Linked DNA regions of Homo sapiens: region 2 is linked to region 1. A link is a loop called in an ENCODE intact Hi-C map of the cell type or tissue named here. Cell type or tissue: MCF 10A. All regions are shown on one strand. Links, peaks and the distances in the headings refer to the core of each region. The heading gives the core; the rest is flanking DNA. Region 1 holds the start of LOC107986549 (a long non-coding RNA gene). Region 2 overlaps SMOC2 (SPARC related modular calcium binding 2).

Evidence for each region. A loop is a pair of places that touch in the nucleus more often than their neighbours do. Peaks named below come from ENCODE experiments on the same cell type or tissue, not always from the same donor. Only the 100,000 strongest peaks of a DNase experiment are listed, where the experiment ranks them.
Region 2: a loop joins it to region 1, with 27 times the contacts of the local background. A loop is called at or near these places in 4 of 110 quality-filtered maps.

The regions. Positions count from the first base shown.
Region 1 is chr6:168,365,706-168,376,184 of GRCh38, forward strand. LOC107986549 (a long non-coding RNA gene) reads left to right here and starts at 1,895. Exons shown (of 3, transcript XR_001743904.3): 1 at 1,895-2,126; 2 at 2,437-3,133; 3 at 3,292-4,579. In MCF 10A, for the core only: a CTCF peak has its summit at 4,742 (motif pointing right); a DNase peak (open chromatin) is centred at 4,716.
Region 2 is chr6:168,652,697-168,663,175 of GRCh38, forward strand. SMOC2 (SPARC related modular calcium binding 2) reads left to right here. Exons shown (of 13, transcript NM_001166412.2): 11 at 258-532. Among named protein-coding and RNA genes, the nearest start is that of SMOC2, 220 kb to the left of the region's middle. RefSeq lists an enhancer at 6,446-6,946. In MCF 10A, for the core only: a CTCF peak has its summit at 5,567 (motif pointing left); no DNase peak of the experiment used is centred there.

The DNA.
Region 1 (10,479 bases), core at 1,182-9,181:
TTTGTTCAGGACTCCTAGGAAAATAAAACTTAGACATTTTGTATTTGAAAACATGACCTTCTAACTCTCCGCTATGCAGAAATGGGTTTGGGAAGAAACACATGAGCAGAAAGTCATTAAGCAGCTGCGTCTAGGAGGGCTGTCACCTTGCAGCCACCGAGAGGCTCCTCAGAGCACTCAGGACCACTGGGCGGGGTGAGCGGGCCCAGACTCTCCATCGGGATCCTTTCCCTGGGACTGGGAGCTGCCGCCTTTGCATTCTGGTCTCCCAGGGTCAGCACGACTGACGGCAGCACGGGGCACGTCTCCACACCGACCCCACCGTGACCTACCAGGGCCAGGGCTCCAAGTCCCCATGGAGTCACTGCTGGAATTAGGAGCAGCTAAAACCAACGGTGTTGTAAAAAGTAAAGTAGAGGTTCCCCTTCAAAGAGACTCTCCTCCCTGTCTTATTAGAAATAAACAGTAACTTCTCTTAGAAGCAAAGCAAAATTTATCCAAAGACCTGTGCTGACATTCTTAAATATCTGCTAGCCGTAATAAATCAATGTACTTTATGCTCTTAGCTCCCACAATTTAGCCTAAATAGTTGCCCTGGCATGCTTACACTGGTCCAAGCGGGCATTAGGCCATAGCCTGTTTCTCTTCCTTATTTGAAGGTGTTTTTACCTTTCTCAGCATTCCACAAGTTACTTCCTCCTTCCTTTGTTCTCCGCTGCCTTTGCCTCTTTTAAAAAGTTCTAAGTTGCTAGGTAGTCGGGACAAATACAGAATGTGAGGTCCCATTCCATCCAATGGAAACCAGACACAGCAGTAGGGTGGACGCATCAGGTTATAAAAGACCCTGTCTCCTTTGTTCAGTGTACTCTCGTGGCAAAACTACTGGCGAGCGTACCCTTTCTGCACAAAGTAAAAATGGCCTTGCTGAATAAATTAAATTTATGTTCAAGTGCTATTTCTTTGCGGCACCGGAGAACAAGCATTTCCAACAGTGTCCCCTGCGCCATATCTGGCCACACTTCCTCCTCCCTTCCTGGTGCTCATTCAGTCACTTGTTTGGAAAATGTTTATTAGGACCTAGAGAACTGGCGGTGTGGTTCGCTGTTTCCTGTACCTCAGGTGTAGCCATTAAGAGAGTAATAAATCTGACTGCATGCATATCAACAGGTGAGGAAAACTGGTCACAAATAAAAGCACATCATCATTTTATTTTGGTAGAAACATACATGACGAAAATTTTGGAAGGACAATTTTGAGTGGTGGATATGTGTCACTTCTACTATCCTTGGATAGAGGAATTTTGGGTTATTTTTATCTTTTATTTTACACTTTCAATATTGATTATTACAAAACACGTGTATCTTTCATATTTAGGAAAAATCAAGTAAATCTATTTCAACGTTTAAAATATATTGAAGCACTGCTCCATAAATATTATTTTAAGAAGAAAGTATTACTCCAGGTTCACGGAGAAGGAAAAAAAAAATCACAAGAAGGCTGTTTCCTGAGGCCTATTTACAAAACATTCACATTGATCAACTTTGGAAGTCAGGCTCTCAAAGGAAATGTGCACAGAGGTGCCCATGTCTGATATTCTTATCCTGTAGAGGAAAGGAAGTCAGCCCAAGCGGGTCTGAGGCTCACACACTGACCACGGAGGAAACCACACTCCGGGTTGCTTTGCCCATCGGCGGCAGGGCCGGACCTCAGGGCTCTCCTGACACTGGCGTGTTCCAGTCCTGGCTGCATCTGAGAATCACCTGGAAACTTTAAAAACGCGGGTGCACGGTCCCGCGGGGCTTCTGATTCACTCAGCCTGGGGTGTGGCCTGGCCATCAGGACTTTAAAGCTCCCCAGGATGTTCTAAATATCCTGCCAGGGCTGAGAGCCTCTGCACTTTATCATGCTTGCTCTCCAATCCCGGCTAACTGGCTCCTGGCCACAATCCCAGGTGAGCTGTGGTCAGACGCATTTGTGCTGGAAGGCTTCGCAGCTTGGCTGGATGGGGGATGTCTGGTTTTGGCCCAATTTCTGCCAGATGATAGATGATCTCACTGCTTCACTTCAATCGTCTCTAAAATGGATCTGGACGTCTTTTAACCTTATGTCTTCCATCTGCAAACACAGTGAGTAACATCAGAGATGATCAATGCGAATACGGCCCCAAGAAATTGCAAACAGCTCTCTAATATCGCTAATACCTTTTACTATTATGCAGTCAAGATTAACCCAATGCTGGGCAGATTAAAATTATGTTCTTAGTTGGAGCCTCTAGGTGAAAACCTCGTCTTAGTAAAACTGTACTTACAGTCAAATTCCACTGACACTCAAAGCGTTACTATTATTTTCATTTTTATCTTAAAAATTATTTGCAGATTCACTGGCTCTCCTTGAATCTCTCAGTGTTTTGCAACTCCATTTTAATCTCTTTTCAAGGTTCTGACAAATGCCATGACAAATGAGAAAAGAGTGTTGCATTTAAACAAAAAGTTTAGCAAGAGGAGAGGCCGTGACACTGGAGATGGAGGAGGCACTCCAGTTCAGTTGTGAGCAGTCCTGTCCGGATTCCTTCCTGTCCGGATTCCTTCCTGTCCAGATTCCTTCCCTGGCAGAAATCAAACTTGCCATGAGCTGTGAGTAGTCCTGTTTGGATTCCTTCCGTGGCAGAAATCAAACTTGCCATGCATTTGTTCCTTCTATCCTCTCTCTTTGAATTTCAAAGAAGAACTGGAAAAACAGTAATTATTCAAGATTTTAAACTGTAATGCAGTGAAATACTCCTTTCCTCAGGATAGCAGGGTCTTTCCTGGAGGCAGGAATGTGCGACATCCTTTGGAAAAAGTTCTCTTATTCACGGTGTTTCGCAAACCTGGCAATGTGTTCAAGTCAGCCGGGGGCTTCAGGAGGGAGAATTTCCCAAGAAGAAGGTCACTTCTGGACTCGCTTTCTGGGACATCAACGGACTCACAGAGAATCCGAAAATCAGAGAATCCGTGGCAGGGGAAGGCAGAGGTTGCCTGTTCCTTTACTTAGAAGGAGCTGAAGGCCTTTGTGAGGACAGGTCCATCCAGGAAGCTCCTTTGGGGAAACCAAGCAGAAAGGAGGCCTCAGGAAATTCCCTGAGACACAGACTGTAAGTATCCACCCCCCACCCCAGGCTCCTTATTTTGGTCCTCTCCCTGCTTACATACCAATTACAATGCCTAGGTCAGGACCAAAACACAGGAGAAGGTAACAGCAGTAATGGACATAGGAGTGAGGCCACCTGGCCAAGTGTGATCTTGCTTCCAGGACCGTCGAATGCACACACAGCCAAACGGATGTGAGACCACACAGCTTATCCTGCCGCCTGCCTTCTGCAGCTGTGTTTCTCAGCTTTCCTCCCACCCCAGGATTCAGCCTGCCTGGCCCAGCGCTGCCCCTTCTGCTGTCCTGAAGGTCTTACCTCCTGCGGCTCCTTCTGTCCCATCCTGGTGGCTGCCCACACCCATCTTTCGAGTGCCCACCTGTGCAAATCCCAGCACTGCCTCCCTCCTTCTGTATGTACTGCTCAACCCTGCACCCCACCCTGCTCCCCACACCATGGTGGGAAGAAGCCCCCTCTTTTCCTCCCTGTGTCCTGCACCTGGAGCAGAGCCCACGTGACGGAAACCCAGGAGCTTTCCTTGAGGGAATAAAAGCGAATAGGACTGGGCGCAGTGGCTCATGCCTGTAATCCCAGCACTTTGGGAGGCCGAGGCGGGCGGATCATCTGAGGTCAGGAGTTTGAGACCACCCTGGCCAACATGATGAGATCCCGTCTGTACTAAAAATACAAAAATTAGCCAGGCGTGGTGGTGGGTGCCTGTAATCTCAGCTATTTGGGAGGCTGAGGCAGGAGAATCGCTTGAGCCCGGGAGGTGGAGGTTGCAGTGAGCCGAGATTGCGCCGTTCGCACTCTAGCCTGGGCAACAGAGCCAGATTCCATCTCAAAAAAAAAAAGGAACGGAAGGCTCAGGTCAGTGCTGTGCTAGGCTCTTCAAATACTTGCTCTGGTATTTAAATTAAAACAATGTATCTAGTTGAGCTTCTTGTTTACATTTTTTTTTAAAGACAGGAAGATGCTTCCATTTTCCCACAGTTAATTGATTCTATCACCTACTAAAAGTAGGAAAGAGCTCTGGATGGAAAAGCCCCTTCCATCCCGACAGATGCTGAACACCAATCCACAGCTGCTTTCCAGCCCCAGGGAGAAATCCCACGTGGGCCTCGTGTGGTGCGTGCACACAAAACACAAGACGCACACGCTCACCAGCAGGTCATCCACGTGACGTTTACATTTCATGCTGTACCTGACGCTGCGTCCCTACAACATAAAATCACAGTGTGTTGCTTATAGACCTGAACCCTCAATATAATGTCACATCCGACTGTACACAATGTTTCTATGATGAATACGTTTTCGGTGCAATGAGAAAATGAACAATCAGCACAAGTGTGAGCTGTGTCTTAGAGTTACTTTATTGGTAACATACAATGCTGTTTCTTTTTATTGTTACAATAAAATGAACCCATAAACTCTGTGCTATAGTGCCCAGGAGCTGACAGACAGGAGAGGGGCTGTGACTGCCTCATTAAGAATTCATGAGAAGATTTGCCCGGAGCTGGGGAGGCCTGGCCGGCCTCCCTCTCCCGCGCTTGTTCCTGAATTAAAGTGTTCACGTGGCAGGGCCCGCTTTGGACAGCATCACCACTGCCACCAGGGGGCACCCTCGGCTCACGCTGAGCCCGGCCCTCCTGCCCGCGGTCGGGCTGGGACCGTCCTCTGGGCCTGCATCCGGCCTGGGACCCTTCTCCTTGTCTGTGCCCGGGCTGGAACCCTCCTCTGGGTCTGCGTCCAGGCTGGGACCCTCCTCCTTGTCCGCGCCCGGGCTGGGACCCTCCACTGGGATGCAGAAAGAGTCCTGGGACGAGTGGACGTGCACAGAGGTCTCCACAACTCCCTGCAAGCTCGGTTACACCCAACCTCAAATCATCTTCTCTCCACCACGCTAGAGCCAACCACGCCTCCCGAGGAGCAGGTGCCTCCTCTCTGAGTGGCCGGAGAGACCCGGATGTGATGTCAGCGGCGCAGCAGGCGAGAAAAGCGGGGAAGGGCGTGGGGTCAATCGGCTGACGGCAGGAGCCCGGGGGGATCTTTCCAAGGCGTCTTGGCGAGTCCAGGCTGGGCCCTGGATGTCGTGGCCGCAGGGTCGGGGTGTGGTTCCCCGGGAGCGGCAGAGCTTGTGTCCCCGCTTTGTCCCCTCAGGTTGGTGGGCACGTGGCACCCCAGGATACACAGGACTGTGTGATTTAGAAAAACACCACGCGGACGAATTGTTATTTTGCAAACCTGGCTTGTAATGAATGCTTTGATCAGAAAATGCAAGGCTGCCTGACCCCCTTTCTGTCATCTTTGAAAGAAGGAGGCAGAAGCCACGATCTGACCAGCACAGGAGCCCAGCCTGGAAAGTCAGGAGAGATGAGGCTGCCGGCCAGATGCACGTGTTTATGAAACAGCCTAGGCAGGATTTGGGGAGCGAGGGCCCTGCCTTTTCCCCTACATCACTTGCCCTTAACCATTCTCATGTTAGCTTTGGAGCCAGCTACATTTCCACGAGGCTCGCTCTAAAGTAACACCAACTTTTTAAGCGGCAAATGTTTGAAGGTGCCCACCAGCATGTTCCTCACTGTGAAATGCCTCGTTTGATCCCGCAGGGTCAGAGGTGAGAGCTGCTGGGGACCTATTTGTTGCCATCACTGATCAGACTAATTTAAAAAGAAATGACTGCTTGAGCCTCACGTGACCAGCCTGAGACGAACTGATCTTAGGAAAAGCTGCACACCTCCTGTGGCCACGACTGATGATGGGAATAAATTCGTTTCCAGAGCTTGACAGGAAAATCACCTCCCTTCAGAAAATGACTAACAGTGTTTTGTGTTTGATACCACCTTTTAGCTTGTCCCTCAGGTCTGATTTAACCTGCGGGTAGAGTTGATTCTAGTCATCTTGCCATGTCTCCTCGTCCTACAAGGACACCAGCCATTGGATGAGGGCTGGCCCTAACCCAGGATGACCTCATCTGAATTGCAGTACATCTGTAAAGAGTCTATTCCAAGGAAGTTCATGTTCATAGGTGCTGAGGGGAGGGATGGGACACCTCTTTCTAGGGGACACAATTGAACCCATAGCCAGTGGTCCGGCTGCATGGACAGGGAGGCCGCCGAGGTGCCTCCTGTCCCCCGTGCAGAAGGTCACGGACTTGCAGGAGTGGCTCTCCCACCATTAGACGGTGCTGCAGCCTCAGGGACGGGCCCCCCAGTGCTCCTCCCTCCTCAGAGGGGAAACTGATCCCGGGACCTGCACTTCTCAGGGACGTGGTGCTGTTCCCATGCTCTGTACTCTGATTCTGAAAAGACCCGCCCAGGACGCCGTGGCCTGGTGATCCTGGCCTCCACATGCAGTTCCCCGGAGGGCTGGGAGGGGATGTTGGGAGAAGTGAGGAATGATCATGGCTGTTCAGGTGCCTTTGGGAGGAACCTTGGTTAGACACCCAGGACCCAAGCTGGCGAAAACGGCCGGAGGCACTGGAGCCAGGCGTCAGAGGTCAGGCCCAGCAGCACCAGGTGTACATGCACATGCACACTGGCCCAGGCACATGTAGCCACGCCCATGTACATGCACACACACACATGAATGCCTACGCATGTGTGCAGCATGCACCCCCATCACAGGCCAGGCCCATGTACACGCACACACACAAAAACACCCACATATATGTGTGCAGCACTCACCCACATCACAGGCTGGGCCCATGTACATGCCCACACACATGAACGCCCACACATATGTGTGCAGCATGTACCCACATCCCGGGCTGGGCCATGGCCAGGCGTGTGGCCTTCCAGCTCAGGGCTGCCCCTGGGGTCTTTGTCTCATGGTGAGGCAGCGTCTGGGCTTTCCCCCTCAAACCCAGGGCTGGCGCCATGACCCATTCTGTGTGGCCGCCTGTCTCTTTCTCAAAAGAGTGGTCTCATGGAAGGTCTTAGAGCTGACACCTGGGTGAGGATAACAAAGCCTCATTCACCGGGCTGTGCTCATTTTATGGCCAATGTTTGGTTCCCTTGAAGACCCAGGCTACTTTGATGTGAACGTTTGCTCCTTCAGAAGTCAATGTTGTTGATTTGGAGCAACGGTTCCCCTAACCGAGCTGAGACCTTCCGTAGAACTCCGCAGGGGCAGCTCTTCCTAATCGCCTTTTATTGCTTTATAGGTGCCTGTAGCTTGGATAAGCTGGGGCACAGCAGGCCGTTATTGATAAGGACATTTCATACCTAACAAGGGCCAGGTGACATTTCCTCGTGGCTGCCCGTAGGGATGTGGGCTCAGATGTGAACCGAATGGAGAGAAAGAGACGATTGTGAAGGGAAAGGAAAACAAACGGCCACCTGCCCTGCATCCATGAAAGAACACCTGTGTTGACTTAGCCCGCGATGAGAATTCGCTTTCCAACCAATACGGTGTTTTATTTACCTAGAAAGACCCGTATCTGCAGTTCTCCCTTTTCATCAGAAAACTGACAGCATCAAAAGGAGATAACTCCTTTTTTCTTTTAATTGAAGAAGGTGGAAGAAAGTAACTCTTTCAAGGGAAATGGCCCGAGCTGTGGGTCAGGCTCAGACGTGGGCGCTGCGGTCAAGCTGTGGTGTTTCCATCCATTTGCTGCAGGCCCAAGCCTGGGTAGGGTTCATCCTCCCTGGAGACAGAGGTGGGAGATGTGCTTTGCTGTCCTCTCTGGCTGAAGTCACCAGGGCAGAACTGCACTTCTGTGGCCGGCGTAAGTCACACTGAGAGTCAGTGTGACCCCCATGCCTGCCTCTGTTGCCCGGGTCCTGTCCCTGGCACCTCCGGAGGCCCCTTCTTCACCTTTGTGATGCAGGCTCTCCCCAGGGTCTCTACAGCCCACAGGCCCCAAGCTTCTTCCACCAATGAGTGTGCAGAATTTGGTGGCAAAATAATCATTCTCCTTATTTTTATTATGTACTCTTCAAGCAAATGTGGTACATTGAAGAATGGGAATGACAGATCCCTTCCATGCTTCTAAACTCTCTCTGATGGTCAGTTTGGAGAACGTTTTACGGTAGATACAGTTTAAGTAGTTTTTTCCCATGCAATTATTAAAGACAAGGAATAGAACATGGTGTTGCTTTTTCCAGAAGTAAGAGAGGTGCTGATAAAGGTATCAAGCCAAGGTGTCCTCCAGGGAAGGAGAAGGAGCTGGGGTTCAATGCCCAAATCCCAGGGCTTAAACTGCTGGCTGAGGTGGGTGTCCAGGCTGGATGCCACAGTAGGGGAGGCTGAGGCCAGGCCTGGCCAGCTGCTCAGCCTCTGTGTTCCATGCTGTGATTTCCAGCAATCCAGGAGCGGTGGGGATGGATGCTCCAGAGCTGAGGATTCTTGGCTCAACCCAGGGACCCAGACCCTCCCATGGTCCCAGTCTCAGGACCCCATGAATGACCAGCCAGCAGACACAGGCTCAGGTGAAACTCAACTCACTTCCTCCCACCAGCTCCCGCCATCCCTCTTCTGCCACTGGCTGCACGTAGCCTCCCGGGGGGCTGGCTCAGGTCCAGCCCAGCGGCCATCCACACAGCCGGCGGGTACAGCTCCTCGGAGCCTGGGAAGGACAGAGCCCGCGAGGCACCTGGGTCGCAAGTGCGAAGTGGACTCCTTTTCCCTTTTCTGGACGACACAAGGGAGGGATATTGTTGGAAGGGACCCTTCCTTCCAGAGTCTGCTGCCAGCTGAGGGCACCCTGCCTTCCCGGCTCCTCCTCGCCGAGGCTGGGCTGGAGGAAGCCCTGTTTGCAGCTTCCCTGTGGTGGCTGCGGTCAGTGTCTCTTGTTTGAGGGATCTCGGGCAGATCTCACTCTGACCCAGGGTGAGAACAGACACCAGGCTCAGCTATGGCACCTCTGGTTTTGGAAGCTGAGTCCTCCTAGCCAGCTGCTGAAACATGTGAACTCCACTCCACGGCTGCCCAGGGCAGTGGCATTTGCACTGTGTCCCCTGAGCGCTGGGGTTTTGCAGACGTGACCTAGGGCGGGGTGCTTGACAGCAGGTACCCCCGGTCCCTCAGCCCCTTCTCCCCCGTCAGCCCTGCTCTTCTCATTTCATTTGTTGGGGTTTCAAAGAATGATGTTTGCAAAAAGGTTCTGATGCCAAGAAACCGCGAGCCCCGGTGGCTAGGGATCTTGGATCACCACCTCTATGGACGCTGCAAGCCTGGTGCCTCCCCAACAGAGTCATGGCATGATGGCCTACCCCAGACCCATTGTCAGGCCAGCCCAGCAACCGTTCCCCTGGGACAGGGAGTGGGCCTTGGACCTGCCTCCAGCCTGCCCTCCATCAAAGTGACTCTCCATGGAGAAGCCACAGGTCCCTGGGGCAGGTTACAGTGCATGGGTGTGGGGGCAGATGGGTGGATTTGAGTCTCATTTCTGTCACTATTTAGCTTTGGAAACTTAATCACCACATGTGATCCAAATGTCTTATCTGTAAGATGAACATAATAATGACGACTTGATACAATTGTGCCAATTAAAGAAAGCAGTGTTCTCGGATACCTCACAGGTGCCTGGAGAGTGATCCCTGTTGGCTGCCACACTGCCTGCAGCCTCTGATGGGAACCCGTGGCCCTGCCTCGGTCCTACGTTCTCCCGGATTAGACCAGCCCCTAAAAGTCTCTGCCTTTCCCCTCACAGGGCCTTTGTTCCCCCTGCCTCTTCAGCCCCATCTTGCCTCTTGTTTTTGTTTGGGAATGAGCTCCTGTGGACATCCTGAGGCTGATGTGGACAGGGAAATCTGGGAGATAGAAATCCATGGCTCTTTTCTTTTCAGCAATATAGTCAGCTGTGTCTAAGGAAAATTTATTATGATAGAAAATTTTAAAAATATGGTCTAAAACAGGCTGGGTGTGTTGGCTCACACCTGTAATTTCAGCACTTTGGGAGGCCAAGGTGGGAAGATTGCTTGAGGCTAGGAGTTTGAGACCAGCCTGGGCAACAAAGTGAGATCCCATCTCTAAAAAATAGAAACATTAGCTGGGCATGGTGGCACACACCTGTAACCCAGCTACCTGAGAGGCCGAGGTAAGAAGATTGCTCAAGGCTGGGAGTTTGAGGCTGCAGTGAGCTGTGACGGTGCCGCTGCACTCCAGGCTGGGCAACAGAGCGAGGTCCTGTCAAAAAAAAAAAAAAGTCCTAAAACAGCAGCCGTGGGTATTATTTTGAGCCTGAGTGAGAGAAGGCATGAGAAAGCCCAACTATAGACAAGGAATATCAGTGCCAAGGTAAACGCTAGGGTATTCCGCCCACATACTCAGTTAGGAACTGGGGTTCTTATTTGAAAATGGCCCATGGATATTTAGTAATAAGACGCAGTTGCGAATCTGGTTTTGTA
Region 2 (10,479 bases), core at 1,307-9,306, 290 kb after region 1:
GTCCTTCAAGTGCATCTTTGCTGGGCACAAATTCACTGCATCATTTACAATTTTGAATCCAACCTGAAAAATCTTTGCTAAAAATGTTCTTCTAAATTATTTCTTTAAATTGTTATATCTGATGACCAGTGCTGCAGGCTGAGACACCAGGACCATGAGAACTACAAGCAGGGGTTATGGGTTTGAGGGAAGGACAGTGGCCAGGAAGGAGCAGCCCAGGGGTTTAAGCATCCTGACGGCATCTGTGTTCCTTCCAGGCTCTCAGAACCCGACCCCAGCCATACCCTAGAGGAGCGGGTGGTGCACTGGTACTTCAAACTACTGGATAAAAACTCCAGTGGAGACATCGGCAAAAAGGAAATCAAACCCTTCAAGAGGTTCCTTCGCAAAAAATCAAAGCCCAAAAAATGTGTGAAGAAGTTTGTTGAATACTGTGACGTGAATAATGACAAATCCATCTCCGTACAAGAACTGATGGGCTGCCTGGGCGTGGCGAAAGAGGACGGCAAAGCGGACACCAAGAAACGCCACAGTAAGAGCTTTCCCACCCCCGACCCTGGGCAGTGGTCAGGCCCTGAGGCCTGGGAGGTCTGCTTCTCACAAACACAATTACAGATTGTGTTTATGGCCTGGGAGTGCAAAAAATCAAATATGCTGTTTAATTGTTGGGCGTCTGTTTGCAGAAATAATAATGATAATTGGCGACTCATCACATGCCACTTGCCCAGGAGAGCCCAGGCTCAAAGGGCATGAACTGCGTGTTGGTTTGCAATGAGCCTTTTTACTGTTCAGACCACGGTTGGCTTCCCCCAGAATGGATTGTCTTCTGGTATTTGAGGTGCAAACCTGGGAACCACTGGAATAACCAACCCTGCACCTGAGCTCCAACCAAATGTTAGGAACTCACCAACCCTGCTCCTGAGCTCCAACCAAATGTTAGGAACTCACCAACCCTCTACCTGAGCTCCAACCAAATGTTAGGAACTCACCAACCCTCTACCTGAGCTCCAACCAAATGTTAGGAACTCACCACCCCTGTACCTGAGCTCCAACCAAATGTTAGGAACTCACCAACCCTGTACCTGAGCTCCAACCAGATGTTAGGAACTCACCACCCCTGTACCTGAGCTCCAACCAGATGTTAGGAACTCACCAACCCTGCACCTGAGCTCCAACCAGATGTTAGGAACTCACCAACCCTGCACCTGAGCTCCAACCAGATGTTAGGAACTCACCAACCCTGCACCTGAGCTCCAACCAGATGTTAGGAACTCACCAACCCTGCACCTGAGCTCCAACCAGATGTTAGGAACTCACCAACCCTGCACCTGAGCTCCAACCAGATGTTAGGAACTCACCAACCCTGCTCCTGAGCTCCAACCAAATGTTAGGAACTCACCAACCCTGTACCTGAGCTCCAACCAAATGTTAGGAACTCACCAACCCTGTACCTGAGCTCCAACCAGATGTTAGGAACTCACCAACCCTGCACCTGAGCTCCAACCAGATGTTAGGAACTCACCAACCCTGCACCTGAGCTCCAACCAGATGTTAGGAACTCACCAACCCTGCTCCTGAGCTCCAACCAAATGTTAGGAACTCACCAACCCTCTACCTGAGCTCCAACCAAATGTTAGGAACTCACCAACCCTCTACCTGAGCTCCAACCAAATGTTAGGAACTCACCAACCCTCTACCTGAGCTCCAACCAAATGTTAGGAACTCACCACCCCTGTACCTGAGCTCCAACCAAATGTTAGGAACTCACCACCCCTGTACCTGAGCTCCAACCAAATGTTAGGAACTCACCACCCCTGTACCTGAGCTCCAACCAGATGTTAGGAACTCACCAACCCTGCACCTGAGCTCCAACCAGATGTTAGGAACTCACCAACCCTGCACCTGAGCTCCAACCAGATGTTAGGAACTCACCAACCCTGCACCTGAGCTCCAACCAGATGTTAGGAACTCACCAACCCTGCACCTGAGCTCCAACCAGATGTTAGGAACTCACCAACCCTGCACCTGAGCTCCAACCAGATGTTAGGAACTCACCAACCCTGCACCTGAGCTCCAACCAGATGTTAGGAACTCACCAACCCTGCACCTGAGCTCCAACCAGATGTTAGGAACTCACCAACCCTGCACCTGAGCTCCAACCAGATGTTAGGAACTCACCAACCCTGCACCTGAGCTCCAACCAGATGTTAGGAACTCACCAACCCTGCACCTGAGCTCCAACCAGATGTTAGGAACTCACCAACCCTGCACCTGAGCTCCAACCAGATGTTAGGAACTCACCAACCCTGCACCTGAGCTCCAACCAGATGTTAGGAACTCACCAACCCTGCACCTGAGCTCCAACCAGATGTTAGGAACTCACCAACCCTGCACCTGAGCTCCAACCAGATGTTAGGAACTCACCAACCCTGCACCTGAGCTCCAACCAGATGTTAGGAACTCACCAACCCTGCACCTGAGCTCCAACCAGATGTTAGGAACTCACCAACCCTGCACCTGAGCTCCAACCAGATGTTAGGAACTCACCAACCCTGCACCTGAGCTCCAACTAAACGTTAGGCCAGTTCACAAGCCGTAAAATCATTGCTGTGGCCCAGACCAGTTATTCCAATGGTTATAGCAGTTTTAACAATTGAAAATACTTTTTTTTGTGGGCCTGGCCTACCCAACCGTGACAGGAAGTAAGAGAAACCTGTGATGGCCAGAGCCCAGATGTTCTTAGGAGGCAAGCCAGGAGAAGCCGGGTCTGACTTTTCAGCTCAGAGACAGCACTGTGAGATGCGTGCATGCCCTGATCCCACTGCACATGCGTGCTAGATACTCCTGCATGTGTGTGCTGGATCCTACTGCATGTGTGTACTAGATACCCGGCACATGTGTGCCAGATCCCCCTGCACATGTGTGCTGGATCCCCTCACACGTGTGTGCTAGATCCCCCTGCACGTGTGTACTAGATTTCCCTCACACATGTGTGCTAGATCCCTTGCACATGTATCCTGGATCCCCTCACACATGTGTGCTAGATTCCCCTGCATGTGTGTGCTAAATCCCACTGCACATGTGTGCCAGATTCCCCTTCATGTATGTGCTGGATCTCCCTGCCCACTTGTGCTAGATCTCACTGCACGTATGTGCTCGATCCCTTGCATGTGTGAGCTAGATCCCCCATATGTGTGTGCTAGATCCCACTGTACACATGTACTGGATCCCACTGCGCGTGTGTGCTGGATCCCCCGTATGTGTGTGCTAGATCCCACTGTACACGTGTACTGGATCCCACTGCACATGTGTGCTGGATCTCATTCCACATGTGCATTAGCTCTCACTGTCCTTGGGGATCTGTTTCCTGATTTGTGTAATACTTGCTGGGTAGGGCTAGTAGACACCGCTCAAATCTCTGTCGTTTATGACTCTTTTATTTGTTGTCAACTCGATAACAAATGTGGAAGAGAAAACAAGCTTGAGACTGTGTTGTGGAGGGCTGATTCACCGTGGTCTTTAAAATCCTCCTGGCAAGTCACGGTGGCTCACACCTGTAATCCCAGCACTTTGGGAGGCTGAAGCGGGTGGATCACCTGCGGTCAGAAGTTCAAAGTCAGCCTGGCCAGCATAGTGAAACCTCATCTCTACTAAAAATATAAAAATTAGCTAGGCATGATGGCTCATGCCTGTAGTCCCAGCTACTCCAGAGGCTGAGGCACAATTGCTTGAATCTGGGAGGCAGAAGTTGCAGTGAGCTGAGATCGTGCCACTGCACTCCAGCCTGGGTGACAAAGCAAGACTTTGTGTTAAAAAAAAAAAAAAAAAAAAAAAGAAAAGAAAAGAAAAAGAGAAAAGGAAAAAAAAAAAACCCTCCCATGTTTGAAGCTCAGCTGTGAGACAGGGGCCCTTTGATCTGACCTGGACTGAGGGCTCCTGGAGGAGGCAGTGATCATCGTCTGCCTCCTCTTCTCAGTGTCCTAGTGCTTGTCTTGATAGTCACTCAGTGCTGTTCAACCAAATTAGGGCAAGCCTAGATCTGTGTCATGGCGACGCACTTCCTGCTAATTTCTCTGTGAAAAGTCAGCTCTGAAAAATTAAGCTTTAGTTTGAAGCTTTTTGTATAGGGTCTTTGTGGTTAATGCACGTCCTGCCGTCCTGATGATGTCTTCACGGGAGAGCAGATGGCTGTACCTATGGCCGCCTCCCTTCGCTCTGTATGCAGGAGGCTGCCCCCTGTGCTGGCCCGGCCATCCGATGAGGTCAGAGAGAATCCTCAGTTATGTTCAATGTTCTGTCTCCATCAAGGACTCTTTGGCAAGTGTGGGAGGAGCTGGCCTCTAATAAGACAAAAAAGAAAAGAAATCACTCTGGGCTGATCAACTGCAATGCATGAAGGCAGCAAATGCCCACTCACCACTGTGGGAAGAGGGGCACTAAATGTGCTGCCAAGGTCTGGCAAGGCTCATGATCCAATATCCAATCCTACTTCATGGCTCAAGACCTCATTTCATTTTCACAGCCATCCTGAGGGGGACGAGGTCACAGACAGATGCTGCCATCCCTGACACTTGCAGACAAGGACACACAGGCACTGCAGTCATCAGCACTTTGATCTGAGTCTTCCTCAGCAGTGCTGCATGCAGCAAGGGCAGTGCTGTTGGAAATCGTCCACTCTGCTGGGCTACACTTGCTGTTAGGGCTCCTTCGCCCACACCAGCATACACCTGCAACCCTCCAGGCATTTGGATGGAAAACCAAGGATGCCTATTCTCAGTAGTTGCCCATGTGTGATTTCCCCCTTGCTTTTCCCTTTCTCTGTATTCAGCACCTGCCCACTGGGTTTCCTGAGCACTTCTCTCTTACTGCCACCCGATACTGCTTTTGGCTTCTTGGACTGGGACTGTGTCTTAGTCCATTTTGTGCTGCTATAACAGAACACCATGGATGGGATACCTTATGAACACAAACGTATTAGCTTATGGGTCTAGAGGCTGGGCAGTCCAAGATTGTGGAATCAGCATCTGGTGAGGGCCTTTGTGCTGTGTCATCCCCAAATAGAAGGGCGAAGAGAGGGTGAGAAAGAGAGAGAGAGCAAGGGGGGCCAAACACATTCTTTCCTAGGAGCCCACTCCCAATATAATGGCATTCACCTATTCGTGAGGGCAGAGTCCTCATGATGCAGACCTCTTAAACCTCCCAACGCCTCTGTATTAGGGATTGAGTTTCCAGCACATGAACTTTGGGCTCACCTTCAGACCATAACAGGCTGCTTTCTTCACTTCCTGTGCTTTTTCTCTTATTTTGGTCCCTGCTCAGGATCCCAGAAGACAAATGGTGTTTTGCTCTTTGAGACTTAAAACCTACAAGCAGGGTCCACATGGGAGGCCTGGGGGACTGATGGGGAGATGGAGAGCAGGTGGCTGCCAGATCTGCAGCTGGGGCCAGGGAACCATGGTGTCCCTCACCCCTGATGGTTCCACAGAGAGGGAAGATGAACACCCACCCAGTGATTCATGAAGGGAGCTGCTCACATTCTGCTGTTGCCCCATCTGCATGTGATGAGTGACACCTTGTGGCACCTGGGGGCTTCCTGTGTGGCTCCTCCTCTGTTACGGAAACCAGTCTCTGCATTTCTGTAGAAGGCTAATTTTTATGGTCATAATGAGAAAATTAAGGATGGGTAGAGCCAAGTGTAGATCTGTTTCTAACTTTTAATCTTCTTCCATTCCTGGGTGGTGCAGGCTGGTCTTCTCTTTGCAAGGACTCCATCCTGTTAGCCGTTGTCAGGTGGCTTGAGTAGCACCTGAAACGTAAGCCACGCATGGCTTCTGCCCTCCTCAGCCTGGTGCTACAGGGTCATGTGGTCCATGGCCCTTGCTGGGGCAGATTCCTGTCTACTAATTTCTTCAATTAAACCGAAGTGAATGTTGACTCTTTGTAAGGGGGTTGGATGAGTTCCAGCAATTGGCGGGTTTTCAGGTAGAGTAATTGGGCCCAGAGCTGTGATTATGGTGACAGAATTTTGAAAATTTCGGGATGAAACGATTTCAAGATGGATCCACAGCAGTTAAGAAGATGTTCTGTTCTCCTGGAGGCCCTGCTCCTAAGTCACCCTTCCAGAGGAACCCATAGCTCCCCTCATCCTGCATCACCTGCAGGACACAGCTCAGACTGTGTGTGTGTGTGGAGTATGTGTATGTGTGGTGTGTGTGGTGTGTGTGTGTGGAGTGTGTGTATGTGTGGTGTGTGTGGTGTGTGTGTATATGGTGTGTGTGTATGGTGTGTGTGTGTAAATATGGGGTGTGTGTGTTTATGGTGTGTGGGGGTGTGGTGTGTATGTGTGTGTGTGGCGTGTGGGGTGTGTGTGTGAGTGGTGTGTATGTATGTGTATAGCATGTGGTGTGTAAACACTAATACTGGCGCTCTGGGCTGGATCAAGCTCTGTTAGGGCAAATGTCTGGCATTCATCTATGTGTCCTACTATTTTAAAACATAATGTATTGATAAGAATTTTGAGGTGTCATTTGGCAAACAGATCAGGAGACAATTGAAAAGATAATTTGTTACTCACAGATCCCAAGGAGAAGAGGCCATGCTGTGCTGTCGGGGGCCACATGTGAAGCACCAGGGTCAGCCAAGAGACAGAGGGAGCAAGGGACTGGCCCTGAGCCCTCATCATGATTTCCCAGGCAGGCTTGCCTATAAATGAGGTGGCCAGGTTATAGGCTGGGTGAGGGTGGAGGTTGTAGGGTTGGTGAGAGTGGAGGTTGTTGGCTGGTTGAGGGTGGAAGTTATAGTATTGGTGAGGGTGGAGGTTGTAGGTTGGGTGAGGATGGAGGTTGTTGGCTGGGTGAGGATGGAGGTTGTAGGTTGAGTCAGGGTGGAGGTTGTAGGTTGGGTGAGGGTGGAGGTTGTAGGCTGAGTGAGGGTGGAGGTTGTAGGTTGGGTGAGGGTGGAGGTTGTAGGCTGGGTGAGGGTGGAGGTTGTAGGTAGGGTGAGGGTGGAGGTTGTAGGCTGAGTGAGGGTGGAGGTTGTAGGTTGGGTGAGGATGGAGGTTGTAGGTTGGGTGAGGTTGTAGATTATAGGCTGAGTGAGGGTGGAGGTTGTAGATTGGGTGAGGGTGAAGGTTGTTGACTGGGTAAGGGTAGAGGTTGTAGGTTGTGTGAGGATGGAGATTGTTGGCTGGATGAGGGTGGAGGTTGTAGGTTGGGTGAGGTTGGAGGTTGTAGGCTGGGTGAGGGTGGAGGTTGTAGGTTGGGTGAGGTTGTAGATTATAGGCTGAGTGAGGGTGGAGGTTGTTGTCTGGGTGAGGGTGGAGGTTGTAGGCTGGGTGAGGGTGGAGGTTGTAGGTTGGCCTGAATAGGAAAGGCTGCTCCTCACGGTCTCTGGGGATGGGCTAGCTCTGAGAGGGCAGCCTCTTCAGCCTCTTCAGATGTCAAAGCATTAGATAAAGAAAATGAAAGTCATGGTTAATACACCCACTCTCCAAGGAACTGGCCCATGGATTGGGTTCTGATAGAAGGATATGAGTCCCTCATGGGCAAGCTAAATCCCCTAGACAATCTCTTTGGAAGGTGGCAGCACCATACAGACAACTGTTGTGAGCCGCATATCCTGATTTCAAAAGGTTGTCAGTTCCTTCTAGGACTGGTCCGCATTGCTCTCTGCTAAGGCTGAGCAGGACCCTGGTGTTGAAGGATACATGGAGTTCTCAGTAGCGCTGGGAGAAAGCTCTGGGAGGAAATGTTTTTTCATTGCATATATTGATAGACTGAAATGAAGGTAACTTTTATGAGTCATGACCTTCCATGGGTCACGCTTCATGCAAGTGACTACAGAATCGCGATGGCTTAGGACCCAAGCGTTTCCTTCTGGTTCACATAGCATAGAGGCTGTGGGTTGCCACCATGCCGCCCTGGGCGGGAAGGCAGGTTCAGCGCAGGTCAGCACAGGTCTTGGGAAGATGTGGCAGAGAAGCATGAGAGGCTGAGCCACTCGCACAGCCACAAGGGAGGTGGATGCTCAGAGATGGAGCCTCTCAGCCTCCCACCTTCCAAAGGCCCGAGCCGCAGTGTGGGGCAGGGAAGGGGCATGGATGGGCTGGAGTTCTTAGCCCCTGGCGAGGAAGAATGGATGGATTTTGGAGCACAGCGCGATCTCTTCTGATGCCATTGTCTTAGGTGAAAAGTTTAAGTTGCTGCAGAAGTTAGAGTTCTCTTCTTCAGATCCCTCTGAATAATCTGATATGTCTCATTTTTACTGTCTTCTTAGTAATCAAGAAGAAAGAATATGATCGCTCCTAGCAAAATAAACTGCAGTTTGGCAAAAGAGGCAATTTGGTCATGGTCAAAAATGAACATTGTGGTCTTGGATACATATTTAGCTGATTTTGCAGCCCTTTCATTTTCCTTACAGAATTTTTTTTTTTGACTTAAAAAAATTCATTATCAGTTATATGTTTTGTACCCTGTATAGTTTACAATAGTGAAAAGTCAGAAAAACCTAAAGATCCAGGAAGAAATTAGTGAGAACATTCTAAATATCCACACTGTTGCTAAGTTTTTTTTGTTCCCTATATTTTTGCTCACTACTGAACAATGCGCTTTTTATTCTAAAAAATATGAGAAATCAGCCGGGCGTGGTAGCTCATGCCTGTAATCCCAGCACTTTGGGAGGCCGAGGCCACAAGGTCAAAAGATCAAGACCATCCTGGCCAACATGGTGAAACCCCGTCTCTACTGAAAATACAATAATTAGCTGGGTGTGGTGGTGTGAGCCTGTAATCCCAGCTACTCGGGAGGCTGAGGCAGGAAAATTGCTTGAACCAGGGAGTTGGAGGTTGCAGTGAGCTGAGATCGCGCCACTGCACTCCATCCTGGGTGGCAGAGTGAGACCCCATCCAACCTCCCCCCAAAAAAAAGAATATTAGTTTTTTTTTATAACTTTAATTTACAGCTACTTCTTTTTATAACTTTAATCTACAGCTACTTCTAACTCCCAGGGAGAATTCTATTAATCAGCAAGCAATACAAAAAAAACTGGCAATTGTTGAATAGCCAAATTGGCTCAGAATAGATTCAAAGTATCACTCCAATAGTATTTGAATTTGAACCGTTGGCTGAAAAGCCTATATTTTTTCCTGTAAAGTAGTCATTCCAGGCAAGACAAGTAGAGGAACAGCAGCACTCATTTTGGCACTTAGACCATTGAAACCAACTATTTAAAAAAATCATAGATTTAGCCACTGCTCGATGTTTTTGCAATTTACCTAATTGCAAATTGTTTTTCACCTTTTCATACTCTGTTTCTATTTGCGTTATGGCAAGGGAAGACAGTTTGAAAATAGAGCAATTTTGCTCTTTACTCCATGTTTTTTATTGAGTGGATAGAAATCAACAGTTAATCAAGGAATATGGGATGAAGGATACTTCCCTCATCTATTGATTCATTTGAAAACTATTGACCAAGTACTTTCTGCTCTAGATATTGACAGAATAACAGTAAACACACAGGAATGTGTGTCTCTTTAAGGCTTATACTTTGGTGTGGAAGCGAGTCATCAGATAAATAAGAAACCCCACAGCACGATAGGGGTTGCTTGTGGAGGAGGCAGAAGGGAAGGTCAGGAGGGCTGGAACGTTAGATGGGGGCAGGGAGGAGGCCCTGCAAGGTGCGAGTGAGTGGAGACTGGAGGAGCAGAGGAGAACCAAGGGCCGTCGGGTGGAGAGCAGCCTGCAGAGGACAGCAGGAACGCCATGCCCAGCAAGCCCCAGGGGTGGGGAGAAGTCGGGCACTGGAGAGGAACAGGCATCCGGAGTGATGTGATGCCACATGGGTGGATGGGGCAGAGCCCACCCCGCCTCCAGCATAGCCCAGAAGCCTCTGGCTGCTTCTCTGAGTGAGGCCATTGGAAGGCTTGGGTGGAATGTTTTAGAGGACTGCTGGTTTCCATGTTTGTGTAGACAACAGATGGGAAGGGCTGAAGGAGGAGAGTGGTGAGGTGTCTGCTCGGGTCCACGTGGGAGAGGTGGGCGGTTCCGGCCACGGAGCAGCCTGTGCGAGGAGTGTCGGGCTCTGGATAGACTTTGGGTGTAGAGCCTGAGGGATTTGCTCCCAGGTGAGATGAGGAAGGTAGGAGAAGAGAGGCGTGATCATGACTCCCAAAGTTTGCCCTGAGCAGCTCAAGAATGGGGTTACTGTGTCCTGAGGATGGAATACGTCAGAAAGTAGGTTTGCAAGGGAAGATAATGAGTCCAGTTGGGTCCTGTTTCTTTTGAGCTGCCTATTGAATGAAACTCCACATGGAGATAACGAAGTTGGATCTGATAATCTGGACTGAGGAGAGAAAGAGGTCCATGCTGAAGATTACAGCTATTTGTATCCTTGGGAGCTGTCAGGAAATAGAGAGTATTTAAAATCCTGAGGCCAACCTGAGCCCACCAGTGAGTGGGTGAAGATAGGAAAGGGATGAGGATG